3 separate regions of the Homo sapiens genome follow, and regions 2 and 3 are each linked to region 1. A link is a contact called in ENCODE Hi-C data. All regions are on one chromosome and are shown on one strand. Each heading gives the region's core, a stretch centred on a gene start or an enhancer-like site at or near the end of the contact. The rest is flanking DNA. Distances are from core to core; before and after follow the strand shown. Region 1 holds the start of KGD4 (alpha-ketoglutarate dehydrogenase subunit 4). Region 2 holds the start of SREK1IP1 (SREK1 interacting protein 1). Region 3 holds the start of PPWD1 (peptidylprolyl isomerase domain and WD repeat containing 1).

The links. A loop is a pair of places that touch in the nucleus more often than their neighbours do. Pooled maps may share reads with other maps.
Region 2: a loop to region 1 is called in a pooled map, with 5 times the contacts of the local background. The contact joins the promoter of SREK1IP1 here to the promoter of KGD4 in region 1. A Hi-C loop is called at or near these places in 4 of 50 pooled maps.
Region 3: a pooled map shows a loop between it and region 1 (10-fold over the local background). The contact joins the promoter of PPWD1 here to the promoter of KGD4 in region 1. A Hi-C loop is called at or near these places in 4 of 50 pooled maps.

The regions. Positions count from the first base shown.
Region 1 is chr5:69,215,546-69,220,300 of GRCh38, forward strand. It overlaps KGD4 (alpha-ketoglutarate dehydrogenase subunit 4), which reads left to right and starts at 2,215. Exons shown (of 4, transcript NM_033281.6): 1 at 2,215-2,326. The coding sequence starts at 2,285. RefSeq lists enhancers at 2,497-2,791, 4,440-4,755.
Region 2 is chr5:64,766,528-64,771,282 of GRCh38, forward strand. It overlaps SREK1IP1 (SREK1 interacting protein 1), which reads right to left and starts at 2,164. Exons shown (of 5, transcript NM_173829.4): 1 at 1,978-2,164. The coding sequence starts at 1,990. CWC27 (CWC27 spliceosome associated cyclophilin) reads left to right here and starts at 2,403. Exons shown (of 14, transcript NM_005869.4): 1 at 2,403-2,661. The coding sequence starts at 2,620. It overlaps LOC124900985 (a long non-coding RNA gene), which reads right to left and starts at 1,969. Exons shown (of 4, transcript XR_007058787.1): 1 at 428-1,969. RefSeq lists enhancers at 1,448-2,174, 1,546-2,745, 1,897-1,986, 2,137-2,456, 2,175-2,899 and a silencer at 1,915-2,209.
Region 3 is chr5:65,560,884-65,565,638 of GRCh38, forward strand. PPWD1 (peptidylprolyl isomerase domain and WD repeat containing 1) reads left to right here and starts at 2,413. Exons shown (of 11, transcript NM_015342.4): 1 at 2,413-2,623. The coding sequence starts at 2,428. CENPK (centromere protein K) reads right to left here and starts at 2,285. Exons shown (of 11, transcript NM_022145.5): 1 at 2,215-2,285; 2 at 580-681. RefSeq lists enhancers at 1,540-2,201, 1,922-2,061, 2,202-2,862.

The DNA of each region.
Region 1 (4,755 bases), core at 965-3,464:
CAAAAATTAGCTGGGCGTGGTGGTGGGCACCTGTAATCCCAGCCACTCAGGAGGATGAGGCAGGAGAATCAGTTGAACCCAGGAGGCAGAGGTTGCATTGAGCTGAGATCATGCCACTGCATCCAGCCTGGGTGTCACAGCGAGACTCTGTCTCAAAAAAAAAAAAAAATTATCGGCTGGGCACGGTGGCTCACACCTGTAATCCCAGCACTTTGGGAGGCTGAGGCGGGCAGATCACGAGGTCAGGAGATGGAGACTATCCTGGCTAACACAGTGAAACCCTGTCTCTACTAAAAATACAAAAAAAATTAGCCTGGTGTGGTGGCGGGTGCCTGTAGTCCCAGCTACCTGGGAGGCTGAGGTGGGAGAATGGTGTGAACCAGGGAGGCGGAGCTTGCAGTGAGCCGAGTTGGCACCACTGCACTCCAGCCTGGGTGACAGAGCAAGACTCTGTCTCAAAAAAAAAAAGAATTACCACAGATGAATGGATAAGCAAAATGTGGTATACACATATAATGGGATTTTTTCAGCCTTAAAAAAGAAATTCTGACACATTCTACAACATGAATGAACTCTGAAGACATGCTAAGTGAAACAAGCTAATTACAAAAGGACAAATACTGTTATGGCTCCACGTACATTAAGTACCCACAGTAGTCAAATTCATAGACAGAAAGTAAAATGATAGTTGTCAGAGGCTGAGGGAAGGAGGAATAAGTTTTTGTTTAATGGGTACAGTTTCTGAAGATGGTAACAATTGCCCAACAATGTGAATGTACTTAATGTGACTGAACTGCACATTTGAAAATAATTAAAATGGGGCCAGGCGCAGTGGCTCACGCCTGTAATACCAGCACTTAGGGAGGCTGAGGTGGGTGGATCACTTGAGGCCAGGAGTTGGAGATTAGTCTGGCCAATATGGTGAAACTCTGTCTCTACCAAAAATACAAAAATTAGCCAGGCGTGGTGGCGGGCGTCTGTAATCCCAGCTACTGGGGAGGCTGAGGCTGGAGAATTGCTTGAATCCAGGAGGCAAAGGTTGCAGTGACCTGAGATCACGCCACAGCACTCCAGGCTGGGCAACAGAGCGAGACTCCGTCTCAAAAAAAAAAAAAAAAACCACAAAAACAAAACAAAACAAAACGGGTTAATGGCCTCTCTGTAGTCACTGAATCCCAATAGACCATACCTGGGTTCAGTAATTTATATTTCTAAAAAGATCCCAAGACTTAGAAATCACTGATGTATATCATCAAACACATTGGTCAAGCTTACAATACTATATATAACCTAAGCATTATCACAGAACGTAATGTAACTTTTTTTTTTTTTGAGACGGAGTCTCCCTCTGTCGCTCAGGCCGGAGTGCAGTGGCACACTCTCGGCTTACTGCAACCTCTGCCTTCTGGGTTCAAGCAATTCTCCTGCCTCACCTCCTGAGTAGCTGGGACTACAGGCGCCCGCCACCACGCCCGGCTAATTTTTGTATTTTTAGTAGAGACAGGGTTTTACAATGTTGGCCAGTCTGGTGTCGAACTCCTGACCTCAAGTGATCCGCCCGCCTCAGCCTCCCAAAGTGCTGGCATTACAGGCGTGAGCCATAGCGCCCCGCCCGTAATGTAATTTTGGGGGAAAGATATGAGTGGCTTACATTTCAAATATTTCTGAATTTTTGAGTTATCTCAACTTGAAGCAAAGGCCCAGCAGTTCGATATCAGGAGTAATAAACGGTAAAGAAAACAGAAACAAATTACAATCAAGCAATGCCAATCAGCAAGAGAGTGTGACATGGCCCTTTTTAAGCCAGAGTAAACTCTTGTGAGCTTGCCACTAACTCCCATTTTAACGAAATTATTCATTTTAGGAAACCGCAAGGTTTTTTTTTTGTTTTTCTTTAATTTTTTTAATCTTTGCAAGAGCTGTCAGATAAGAAGGTTGTATTATTTATTTGGTTCCAGATAAAATTTTGAACTATATCGAAATTATAGACTGGCTTTCTGGAAAGGAAATGGTCCTAGACAATTTATAGGCTAATGAGCAGAGACCCACCTTAACAAAATTTTGTCCCCAAAACGAAACAATAGAACACACGTGGGTGGATCCTAGTAGGGAGAAGGGGTGGGCGGGGTCAGGCACAGGGGGCGGAGCCAGCCCCACGGCGGAGGAGAGCCCAGTCCGGTCTCCGCCTCCGTGACGTCCCGGGAAGCACCGCCCACAGCTGCCCGGGACTCCAGTGATCGCCGCGGCTCGCTCGCGCCCCGGAAACTGCCCCTTCTCGGGGGTCATGATGGGCAGCAAGATGGCGTCTGCTAGTAGGGTCGTTCAGGTAAAGCAATTTGTCGCGTTTCCGCATCTTGGGCGGTAGGGACGGTGCTGACTATGGCGACGGCGTCGGGGAGTAAAGGCGGTGGCAGAGGCAGAGCGGTGACCGCGCCTCTGCGGAGGGCCAGTGACGGCGCCCGCGGGTGTGTGTGAGGATGGGACTTTGAGCCTGTTGGACCGGGCAGTGAGGTGGGTCCGGCGCCGAGGGTTCGAGCCTTGCGGCAACCGTGCAGCATCTTGGCAGGTAGGTCCTGTACCTACTGCCGGGATCCCCCGCTCCTCCGCCAGGACCTTGTTAGTCTTAGGCGTGTGCGGGTGAGGCGACCCTGGCGGTAGCCTGGCCAATCGCCGTCTAGGATTGGCTGTGGTGCCCCCGATCAGCCAATCGGAAGGAAGGCGGTAGCGGGGCGTGGAAGGAAGCGAACCCTGGATCTGACCCACTGTCCCTTCAAGGTCTCGGGAATGGTCGGGCAACTGGCCCCGCGTACTGCGTCCTCGCCGGAGCGGGTTCTCCCCAACCTCTCCAAGCGTCTGGCTACAGGCCAGATGAGGGAAATAGAAAAGTAAACTTAAGTTTAATTAGTATGTGTGTGTGTATATTAATGTGTGTGTGTGTGTGTGTGTGTGTGTGTATAAGCGTTGGTTTCACAAGCCTATTTTCCCCTGGTTTAGATAGACAGCTAAAGTAACTTTGTTAATCCACCTATCAGCTACTAACTCCTGATAGCCTTTTTATTTGTTTCTTCAGCTGTGGTTCTAACTTAGGTAAAATTATTATATAAGTGGAACACAACCTCCACTTTTGTGGTTGGTTTACATAGTCTTTGAACCCTGAAACTATATTATTTTATAATTGACTTTTATCTTTGATATGAGAAGTACATTCCGCTTTATATAAGTACATCTCTTAAAAGACCTTTTTCTAAATTCCTGAAATTGTTGTCTGAATGATAATCCTAGATCCCAGTCTTTGGTCCCATTGCAATGAATGATCCTTACTTATTCAGTAGGTAGTTACTGAGCATCAACTAGTTAAAGATTCTGTAAGGACTGAGAGACTGACAAAGGTCTGTTATCCATAATATATAACCATATGTATCAATAATATATAACAATTTAAAAATGGGTAAAAGACTTGGCGTGTTGCACAAAAGATACCCAAATGAGCAATGAACATTTTAAAAGGTGCTCAATATCATTACTTGCCAGGAAAATAAAAATTAAAACCATGAGGTCCTACACATCCACCAAAATGACTAAAATTTAGACGTCAGTGGTGATGAGAATGTGAAGCGTCTGAAACCCTCAATATTGCTGGTGGGAATATAAAATGTTATAGCCACTTTGGAAAGCTGTCAGTCTCTAATAGTTAAGCATGTATCTACCGTATGACCCAGCAATTCTACTCATAGGTTTATTGCCCAAGAGAAGTGAATGCACATACTGTCTCTGTACGTAAATGTTCACAGAAAAAAAAGAGTTACTAGCAAAGAACTGGGGTCCAGAGCTGAGGGGTTCCAGCCTGGCAGCAGGAGTGTGGCATCTCAGCAGGCAGGTACTATATATACTGCCATGGGGTCCCTGGCTCTATTTCTGATAGCCCCCAAACCACAAACAATCTCTATGTCTGTCTTTTGCATAAACAAATTGTGGTAGTTTGTTAAAATAGTACAGTCCAAAGCAATACTAACAGCTGATGTGTGCAAACAAATGAAGAAACTGTGAGATATACAGTAAGGAATGGTCTGTGCCCTTCTAACATAGGAACAAAGACCTGTACTCACCTATTTAGAATTCAAATCAGGTTCGTGATTGCGCTCTTAAAAAAAAAGAAAAAAAGAGAGAATACAACCAATATGCTAATATAATATCACTTGAGCCTAGGAGTTTGACGCTGCAGTGAACCACAATCACCCCACTGCACCCCAGCCTGTGTAACAGAGCAAGACCTGGTCTCGAAAAATAAATAATAAAGTATGTGCTAATATTATGTAATAATTACATATAACATTAGCAAAATTTGTTGAGTATCTCTGTGACAGGCCTATAAAGCTAGGACTACAGTGCCAGTTAGAGTTTAGGCCAGGCTCACTGATGTATGCCTGTAATCCCAACACTTTGGTAGTTTGAGGCAGGAGGATGGCTTGAGCCCAGGAGTTCAAGACCAGCCTGGGCAAAATAGCAAGACCCCATCTCTATAAAAATTTTAAAAAATTAGCTGAGCATGGTGATGTGCACCTGTGGTCCCAGCTACTCAGGAGGCTGAGGTGGGAAGATTGAGCCTGGGTGATCAAGGCTACAGTGAGCCATAATCATGCCACTGCATTCCAGCCTGGACAGTAGAGCTAGACCCTGACTCAAAAAAAAAAAACAAAAAAACATAGAGCTTAGAATTTGGTTGTTGATCCATATCTTGAAGGAAGAGAAGAGTGC
Region 2 (4,755 bases), core at 914-3,413, 4.4 Mb before region 1:
TTGTCTCCAATCTACTTTCTAGCCAGAATTATCTTTCCAAAATGTGAATCTGCTTTAAAATCCTTAAATGGCTTCCTGCCATCTGTAGGATAATGCCAAACCTCTTGTCATGGCCTACAGGTCCTTAAAGAGCTGGAAACTACCTTGTAAGTTATCCTATACGATGGCAAAATGAATGAAGTACACAGTCTAGAGGAACCAGACTGACTTCTTGCTTTCCAGCTGTCTCATAATAGGCAAATTACTTGATTTCTTTGTCCCTCAGTGTCCTCATCTGTAAAATGGGAATATTAATACTCATTTCACAGTGCAGTTGTGAATATTAAATGAGATAGAATACAATGTTTGATATAGTATCTGACATATTTGACTTATAAATATTAGTCAATATTAGCTACAGTTACTATCTACTTAATTTCTCACTTACCTCCCATTTGTATTTGAGTTCTATCCACAGAAAACATCTTTCATTCTGACATATTTGACACATAAATATTAGTCAATATTAGCTACAGCTACTACCTCTGTACTTAATTTCTCACTTATCTCCCATCTGTATTTGAGTTCCATCCATAGAAAACATCTTTCATTTCCTCTTTTCACATATTTCCTCTTCCTTTACGTATCCAGTTCCTCCGACTGCAGTCTCCTCTCCCTTCAAGCCACCCCTCCTACAATTCAGATCTCCTCCTAAGTGCTACCTCCTTTGGAAAGTCCTTCTGCCCATCCTGTATGTGTTTGGTGCCCTTACTTTGTGCTAAGGTCTTGTATTTTCCTTGCCATGGCACTTGTCCCACTTTCTGTAAATTTCTCTCTCTTCACTGCTAAATTCTAAGTTCTGTGTGAAGCGTAACCATGTCTACCTTGCTCACCACTGTATTTCCAATGCCCAGTACCAGTGCCTGGCACACAGTAGGCTTAATAAAGAGTGTACATTTCCTCTCTCACAGCTCCAGATGTACTCCTCCGCAAACTTCAGTTAGTACAAAAGCACAGTGTTCCAATAACAGCTATCTGTAGAAGGAGGTTCAAAAAGGCTGCCACAGAATAAAGAACCTGGTCAAATAATACTGGGAAGTGCAGGTTTAAACAAAGTTAGGGTTCTGAACCATAGTAATTCTATAGTTCATAGTAATTCTATAGCAATTCATAGTATTCTATTCTAATAGAATAGAATCTTTTCTATTACTAAAGTGCGCTGGGAATTTCCAAGTTGGGAGGTGGGGTGGAGAAGTGTGTATTTCTGAAAATGTCTCCTGCAATCAGTGTTCTGCAGTGGCAAAGCTGGTTTGAGGAGATGCTTTCCGCTACTAGAACTTCCAAGTAAGCTGGTAGTTGAGGACGAGAAAATCTTTTAAGTAATTATTCTGCAGAGTTCACCGTTTTTAGGTCAGTAACTTCTGGACATAGAATTTGAGAGTTAGAAGAAATCTTATATATAATTCAACAAAGCTCCTTCTTTTTATAAGGAAACTGAGGCCCAGAAGCACAAAGCGACCAATCTATGGCCACGGAGCAGCTACATACAACAGGAAGAGCTAGGAGTAGAACCCGCACACCCGGTGGGTCCTAGCGACTTCTAAGACAAACGATGCCTCCGGTTACCTGGGTCGGCCAAGTGTTCCCACTTCAAGTTTTAGTTTTAAGCCATACCACAGTTAAGGTAGTTTTTCTCGGCCGCTTGCCCCCTTAGGCCTACAGTTACAGTCTCTCCCTCCTCCCTCCCTTCCACAATACACTTTCCCTGTAATCCCAAGCAGCTGGGGCTTGGCTCCTGGGGGGAAGATAGTTATTTTCTTTCCTTCAGAGTTTATGTTTGGAGTGTAAACTTTTTCATGTAAACAAAACAAACCTGTGAATTTTAAGGCCTCCGCCTAAATCCCCATGGGCGCTGCTCCGTACACGCCGCACCCTACCCTACCCTCCCTTGCGCTCCCTTCGGAGCTCGGACGCAGAGGCCCTGTAATTGCTCCTTACCTGGGACTGCCATGACGGTGGTAAGAGGGGTAACTCGAGCCTCTGGCTTTCGAAAAGGCGCTTGCTTCCCGCCAGCTGTGAGAACAAGGCACAGTCAAAGCGGCGTTTTCCTTCCCCCAGCGCAGCAGCACCCTCGCTACGGTCGGGAAGGGCCTGTACGCCTCTAGCGACGGCAGAACCAGTAGATGCGGATGCAGTTTCCGGACGAGTCATATTGCAGAAGACACATGGTCCGAACCATTACTGATAGTTTTGGAGGGGGAGTTAGTTTGATCTGCACACGAGAGTAGTGTAAACACCGCCAACACTTATGAAGTGTCCCTTCTAATATTGTAATACAAATAACATAAATAACATTAAGCTATGGTAACTTTACGGACTTTTCTCGTTCCCTGGAGTACATTGGAATAACCCTTCTCAGGGTTAGCGGTGCTCGGGTCCGGTAACAACATGGCGGCGTCCGTGAGGGGCTCCTTTGGGCAGGGGTAGTGTTTGGTGTCCCTGTCTTGCGTGATATTGACAAACTGAAGCTTTCCTGCACCACTGGACTTAAGGAAGAGTGTACTCGTAGGCGGACAGCTTTAGTGGCCGGCCGGCCGCTCTCATCCCCCGTAAGGAGCAGAGTCCTTTGTACTGACCAAGATGAGCAACATCTACATCCAGGAGCCTCCCACGAATGGGAAGGTGAGAGCCTCATCTAGGGAACTTGGGGTCCTGGGATCCCCAAAGTGAGATTTCCCGGATTTGGGGTGGGGAGTGGGTTTCAGGATCTCGTGGTAGGAAGAGACCACGAGAAGTGTTGTCTTTACTCCTGCATGTGGACAATGTTGCATCGAAACACTGATGTTGGTACTTTTCAGGATGTACTTGAAGAAGTCAAGTGGAGATTTCTCTACCTACCAGCATTCCGGTCCTATTTAATGCTTTAACCCAACTCATGCAGCCGATTTCTGGGGTCTTAGGTTTTTAAACAGACATTTTTGAGTTTGATATATTCTTTGCTTAACTAAGGTCATTCATTCTCCATTTCTTCTACAATCATTAATTGAACGCCTGCGAGGCACTGGGCACTGTACTAGGCGCCGGAGATACAAAGATGGATGGGTAAGGTAGTTGTTTTCCCGGAAAAGCTTATAGTTTAGTTTGTGAGACAGACAGGTAAACAAAAGCCTGTATGTCTGATAAGCGTGCTTGTGGAGAAGAGACCAGGTTGCTATGGCGGTACTGAGTAGTGAACAACTGGGGAAGTTAGGAAAAGCCTCATGGAAAAGATATCTTTTGAGCTGGTTTTAAAACCTGAGATGACTGTCAGTCAGAGAAAGTGGGAAATGGGGACTATTACCACATTAGAATGGGGAAAGGTTTCTCTGATTGATTTGATGGCTAATGTATGCCAATTCCCATCCAAGATGTTTGTATGCTGTACAAGGCAGAAGAGTCTGTTGTGGAATAAGTGTCACCTGAATTCTTAAATTGAGACCTAGCTTATATCACATATGAAATTTGATGAATCAGCATATTGGAGAAAATGAGATTGGAAGTATATAGTTGAATTAAGATAAGCTAAATTTACACAACATACCATCCTGTTTGTTACATGATTGCATCATAAATAATTTATACAGTCTTTTATTCATTGACATTTGATAATGTAATGAGAGCAATTTAAAAGTGAAACCAAAAATGCTGTAATTCCCAGCAAAAATGTAATGGATATTTTATGGGCAGACCAATTCTTTCAATTCTTTGTTTGAACTTCTCCTGGGCATTGTAGATTAGTATGTCCATCCCACCCCTCACCTATCTTATTTAATATCAATGTGAAAACCCAAAATACCTACCTCCTCCTATTTCCAAATGTTTCTTGAGGGCAATATCACCCCCAGTTAATAAACACTGGTAGAGATTGAATAGATTTACCATCCTGCCAGACAGGGCCTTCACACTTGCTGTTCCTCTGTCTAATCAAGTGTTGACCTTAGCAAAGAGCCCTTTCTTATCTACTTTCTATGAAATAGCAAACTTCAATCATGCCTTGCATCCCAGCAGTCTCTGGCCCCCTTAACCTTTTTAGTTTTTTTCATGGTATTTATTAATTATTTAGTATTACTGTATCCTTCCTCCTACCTTCCCCCTATAGAATGTAAGGAACATAAGGGCAGAGACAAGCATCTGGAACAGTACTTGATACATGATAGAAGGAGTTCAGATAGGTATTGAATAAATGAATGGATGGATGAATTAATACTATATTTTTCTTAGTTTTTGAGAAGTATTAAGCATCAGTGAGTTTGAGGTTATACTGCTGGTCAAGGACAGACTTAATTGCTTTATTCTAAAGCAAGATTTGACATGGTCATATAGATGAAAAGCTTTAACAAGGATACATTCCTGAATAGATTATTCATTCAACAAATAATGATTGAGCAAATCAATTGCCAGGCTCTATGCTAGGTTTTAGGGAGACAATGGAAAGAAAACACAGCATTGACTCAGTTGTCATGAGTTAGTTGAGTGAAGTATACATTGACTGAATAATCATGCAAATAAATGTTTAATTACAAAATGTGATAAATACTATCTTCTGAACAGAAATAGGCTGAATGATAACATAAGGGCCCAAGTTTTCATCCAAAAACAGCTTGGGACTTTTTCCAGCATAAGGCTCATCAAAGATATTAAAGCTTCTAAGTTCTGTAAGGTTAAGAGTGTGGACAAAAATTTGGTCTGTGAAGAATTTGAAGCACATGTAATAAGTCTGTTCAACGAATGTTTATT
Region 3 (4,755 bases), core at 1,163-3,662, 3.7 Mb before region 1:
TTATGTTTACTGGCACATTACTTAGAGAAAAAAAAACTTTAAAGGTATGAACTCTGCAACCAGACTATACAGGTTTAAATCTGTTTTGATATTTAAAAGCTATGAGACTTGGGCAAGTCACTTAAACTTTCTATGCCTCAGTTTCCTTTCCTATAAAATGAAGATAATATTAAATACTCCCTAGGGTTATGACAATTAAATGAGTATATAAATATATATATATAAGTACTGTAGCTAGCATATAAAGAGCTTTATCAGTGTTAGCTATTAACAATTTGAATGTCAACTAGTAGAAGGCTGAAAATCTCACCTGCTATACCCATAAGATACAGTTTAAGTTCACAAAGCCAAAATCAGTCATCATGAATTTTAGAATATTTTTAAGCGAAAAAGTCAAACATAAATATTTCTTTACTGACCACCAAAATACATTATCAATATGCAAAAGTAATGCAAAACTCTGCACATGTGGTGGGGGCGGAGGGTGAGGGATAAATATTCAACAAATTATCTGGCTTGGCGATTTAATGTGGCAGTAGAATAAAAACATATAGAAACATTTAAGAGTTTGCTCTCTACCGCTTGAGGATGCAAGATGTAAGCTGTATGTAACCTGGAAGAGGGTCATCAACAGAACCAGAAAATGATGGCACCCAGATCTTGAATCTCCAGCCTCTAGACCTGTGAGAAATAAATTTCAGTTGTTTAATTAAAACACACACACACACACACACACTTAAGAGTTGAACTTTTCCCGTTCCCACATTTTGTATCCTTAAACCTATCTTCCTGGAAAGGGAACAAGTCAACTTTTTGAGGTCCCCAGTTAGGACTACAATACTTAATCATTTATTGAAGAAAAACAGTATCTCTTTATTTAGGGATAATACTATACTTAAAGAAACTCGTACTATTAATTGGGAAAAGATTAATATACATGAAATAAGCAAAAAATACCCACATAATTCTAAAATACATTCATTTATTCAACAAATATGTTAATGTGTGCCATTGGTCAGACACTGGCTTTAGCTGTGTAGATGAAAAAGTCTTTGTACTTGTAGAGCTTCCATTCTCATGCAGACAATATAAATGAATGGATAACTAAATACATGATATGATTTCAGGTAGTCAGAAGTGCTATGAAATGGTAAAGTATACAACACTGCCTGCAAGTACTATCGGAATTCAGGATAGGGAAGCTTAGAAAAACCAACCCGGAAGGAATTAGTCCATAATAATGCTTAATAAATGTTAACTAGCTACATTATTATTATCATTATCATTATCATCTTCATCCTCATTATTGCATTGGTCTCTGAAAGATGAGAAGCTGTAAACATGAAGGCTAAATCGCTGTGGAGATGCTTTCAAGCATAAAAACATAAGAGTAGGAGGCAAGAACGAACAAGGGAAATTTGTGAGACACAAAAGAAAGTAGTCTGATGAGAGCAGAGGGCAGAGAAGAAATGAGACTTGCTAGGTAGAATGGTCAAATAATGGGAACCTTTGAAATAAAATAAAGTGCCTACTATGGGGGGGCAGTTCCTTCCCTGTACGTGGTGCCTATCTCAAGGCAAAAGTAGAGAAGAGATTTACGACGAGGATTTTATTAGGTTGGTGCAAAAGTAATTGCAGAGAAAAAAGAAGTGTTTTACGGAGGTCATTTTGACAAGCTGTATTTGATTTTTTAAAAAAGAGATTAAGATAATACATTTTATGTTATGTGCTTTTTACCTAATTTTTTAAAAATGAAGAAGACAGATGAGGAGGAGGAGAAAGAGTTCAGATGACTGCTAGGAGATGAAATCCTATACCAGAGAGAAGAAAGAAGAGTGACCCGTTCTGCCCTAGGTCTTTTGGTTATTTGAAGTAGCTGCTTCTCCACCCCACCCCCAGAAACAGTAACAAGCACTCACCACCTTCTTCAGAGAGTGTGTGAGAGAATAAAGGTCAGGAGAGAAAACATGTTTAGTGCATCTGAAAGGAAACCCGCGAGTTAACCACTTCCTTCTGTCCCCACCCTTCCATCTTTCTCTAAATATTGGTGAGGTTATGGAGCTTGCGTTGGCGCGCGGGAAGCCGAGAAGAACGGGACTCAAAGCCCGGCTGGGAAGTCAGGTATCTAGTTGGCCGGCGATAAGGGTTTCACCTTCAGGACTGGAGCTCCACAAGATTCAACCGTTATATCAACCTCCCCGGCCCAGGTCTTACCATCACAGCGTCACAAACTCCAGGTCGCCTAGGCGCTGCGCAGGAAGCGCTTGCCAGCCCCGGACTTCTGCGCGCGCTGCATGCCCATTGGATGTGCTCATTCCCACCCCAGCCAATCCCGAAACTCGCTCGGACGCTGACAGAAGACTGCGCCGCTGCTTTGGGATTGGTAGCTGAGTTTTGTGTCGCGCCTTTTCTGACGATGCGAACAACATGGCGGCGGAAAGTGGTAGCGATTTTCAGCAGAGACGTAGAAGGCGCCGGGACCCGGAGGAACCGGAAAAAACAGAACTCAGCGAAAGAGAGCTGGCAGTAGCAGTGGCGGTGTCCCAGGAGAACGATGAGGAGAACGAAGAGCGCTGGGTTGGACCTTTACCTGTGGAGGCAACACTGGCCAAGAAGAGGAAAGGTAGCTGCAGACATAGTACCGGGACGAATTGGAGTGCTGCGTCCGCTGAGTAGGAGGGTTCAAGCCAGATCCGAAGAGGGATGATGTGTGGAGTTTTGTGCCCTCAGAACAGAGGGCCGTCCTCTCACTTCTGGCTACTCCATACTTGCATGTCTTAACGAAATAGTGATTTAAGCGTAGTACAACGTCTTTTTGATAATATCTAACACTTTTGATCATTGATTTGTTATGACAGATGCTAAAACTAACATTTTCCTATTCTTATGTGTTTGGCTCCTCTCATTTACTCCCCACAGCAGCCACATGAAGTTGGAATTTCGAACTCTTATTTAGGTATGCAAAAGGGTACCAGTTCTCTTTAAGGCTTTAGTTCAGGAGTGGTGTTAATGTATTAATGTGTTGGGGCGCGAGAGGAAGGCGGTGCTTATTTCGAATCATGGTAGGTAAAGATAATTTCAACTCTGACACTTCCACTAATAAATTTTCGCATCTAGGGAAAATGACGTAAGCTTCCTAGATCACAGATTTGTTTTCATCCAAAACCCGAAGTCTGTGGTTTTGAAATCACGCTCTTGATACGATGGGCTGAGTCTTTTTGTCACTAACGAGGAATAATCACAAATTATTATCAAATAAAAGGGGTGGGAAAAGGGGTAGATTAAGTTTTCTTGTCTTTGTTGTTTTGTTATCTTGTTTTTCTGTGAAATGTTTTCCTTAAGTATTTAAGACATTTTAAATGTGGTCTAAGCTCAAATCGTACTTTAGCACCTTCCCTTAAAAAACTTCAATGATTTGTCATTATTTTCTCTCTCTTTTTTTTTTTTTTTTTTTTTTTTGAGACGGAGTCTCGCTCTGTCGCCCAGGCTGGAGCGCATGCAGTGGCGCTATCTCGGCTCACCGCAACCTCCGTCTCCGGGGTTCAAGCGATTCTCCTGCCTCAGCCTCCCGAGTAGCTGGGGCTACAGGCGCACGCCCAGCTAATTTTTGTATTTTTAGTAGGGACGGGGTTTCACCATGTTGGCCAGGATGGTCTTGATTTCTTGACCTCGTAATCTGCCTGCCTCGGCCTCTCAAAAGTGCTGGGATTACAGGCATGAGCCACGGCGCCCAGCTCATTATTTTCATTAAAGCCCAAACTCCCTCACATGGCATATAAAGCCCTTTATGATGTGATCTCTCCTTACCTTCTTAGTGCATCTTCCATTACCTTCCTCTCCCAACCCCTTACTTTGTACTCCACCCATTCTAAAATCACTCGAGAATCGGTCTTGTACTTTTTTTTCCTCTGGATTCCTACCCAGATATGGTGTTTCTACCGGGAATAATTTCCCTCAACTCTTCCACTGAACTGACTTTTGGTCAACCTTTAGCACTTAGCTATCATCTTCTCTGGGAAGCCTGTGACTTCTCCAGTCTGGACTGGATTTCTGAAGCACTTTGATCATAACTCTGAGGTAGTTATATATCAATACTGAATTTACAGGTAGCCTTCAAATTTTATGTATCCAAATTTTGAAGAAGCTGTTTTTTTGAACGTTGTATATTGACACCCTTACAGTGCATTATCATTTTTACTTCCTGGTCCTCTTATTAAATGTTTCCATAGTAACCATTTTATTTATGGCACTTGCCGCAGTTTCTAATTATATATTTATTCATGTGATTGATGAATGTTTCTCTCCACTGCTAAGACTGTAAACAAGTAAGAACCAGAATCACGCCTTTTTTGTTTCATTGCTTGGTGTACAGTGCTTTGCCTAAGTATTTAATGACTGCATATTAAAGCTTTTATGCTGGTCTTTAGCTATTTTGTTGCATATGAATATTTTTGCAAGTTCTTTTTTAATTAAACGAGTAAGGAGAAATGTAAAAATCCAGAAATATCGAAATGCTGATATTAGTGTTACCGGACAAGTGTCTTATAAACTTAATATAACGGAGACAGATATAAATTAGTAGGTGTGAAAATCTTTCCTCTTAATCAGTTATTTATTGTTTTAAGACAGCCAATAGTTGGCCGGGTGTGGTGGCTGATGCCTGTAATCCTGGCACTTTGGGAGGCTGAGGCGGGCAGATCATCAGGTCAGGAGTTCTAGACCAGCCTGACCAACATGGTGAAACCCCGCCAGTCT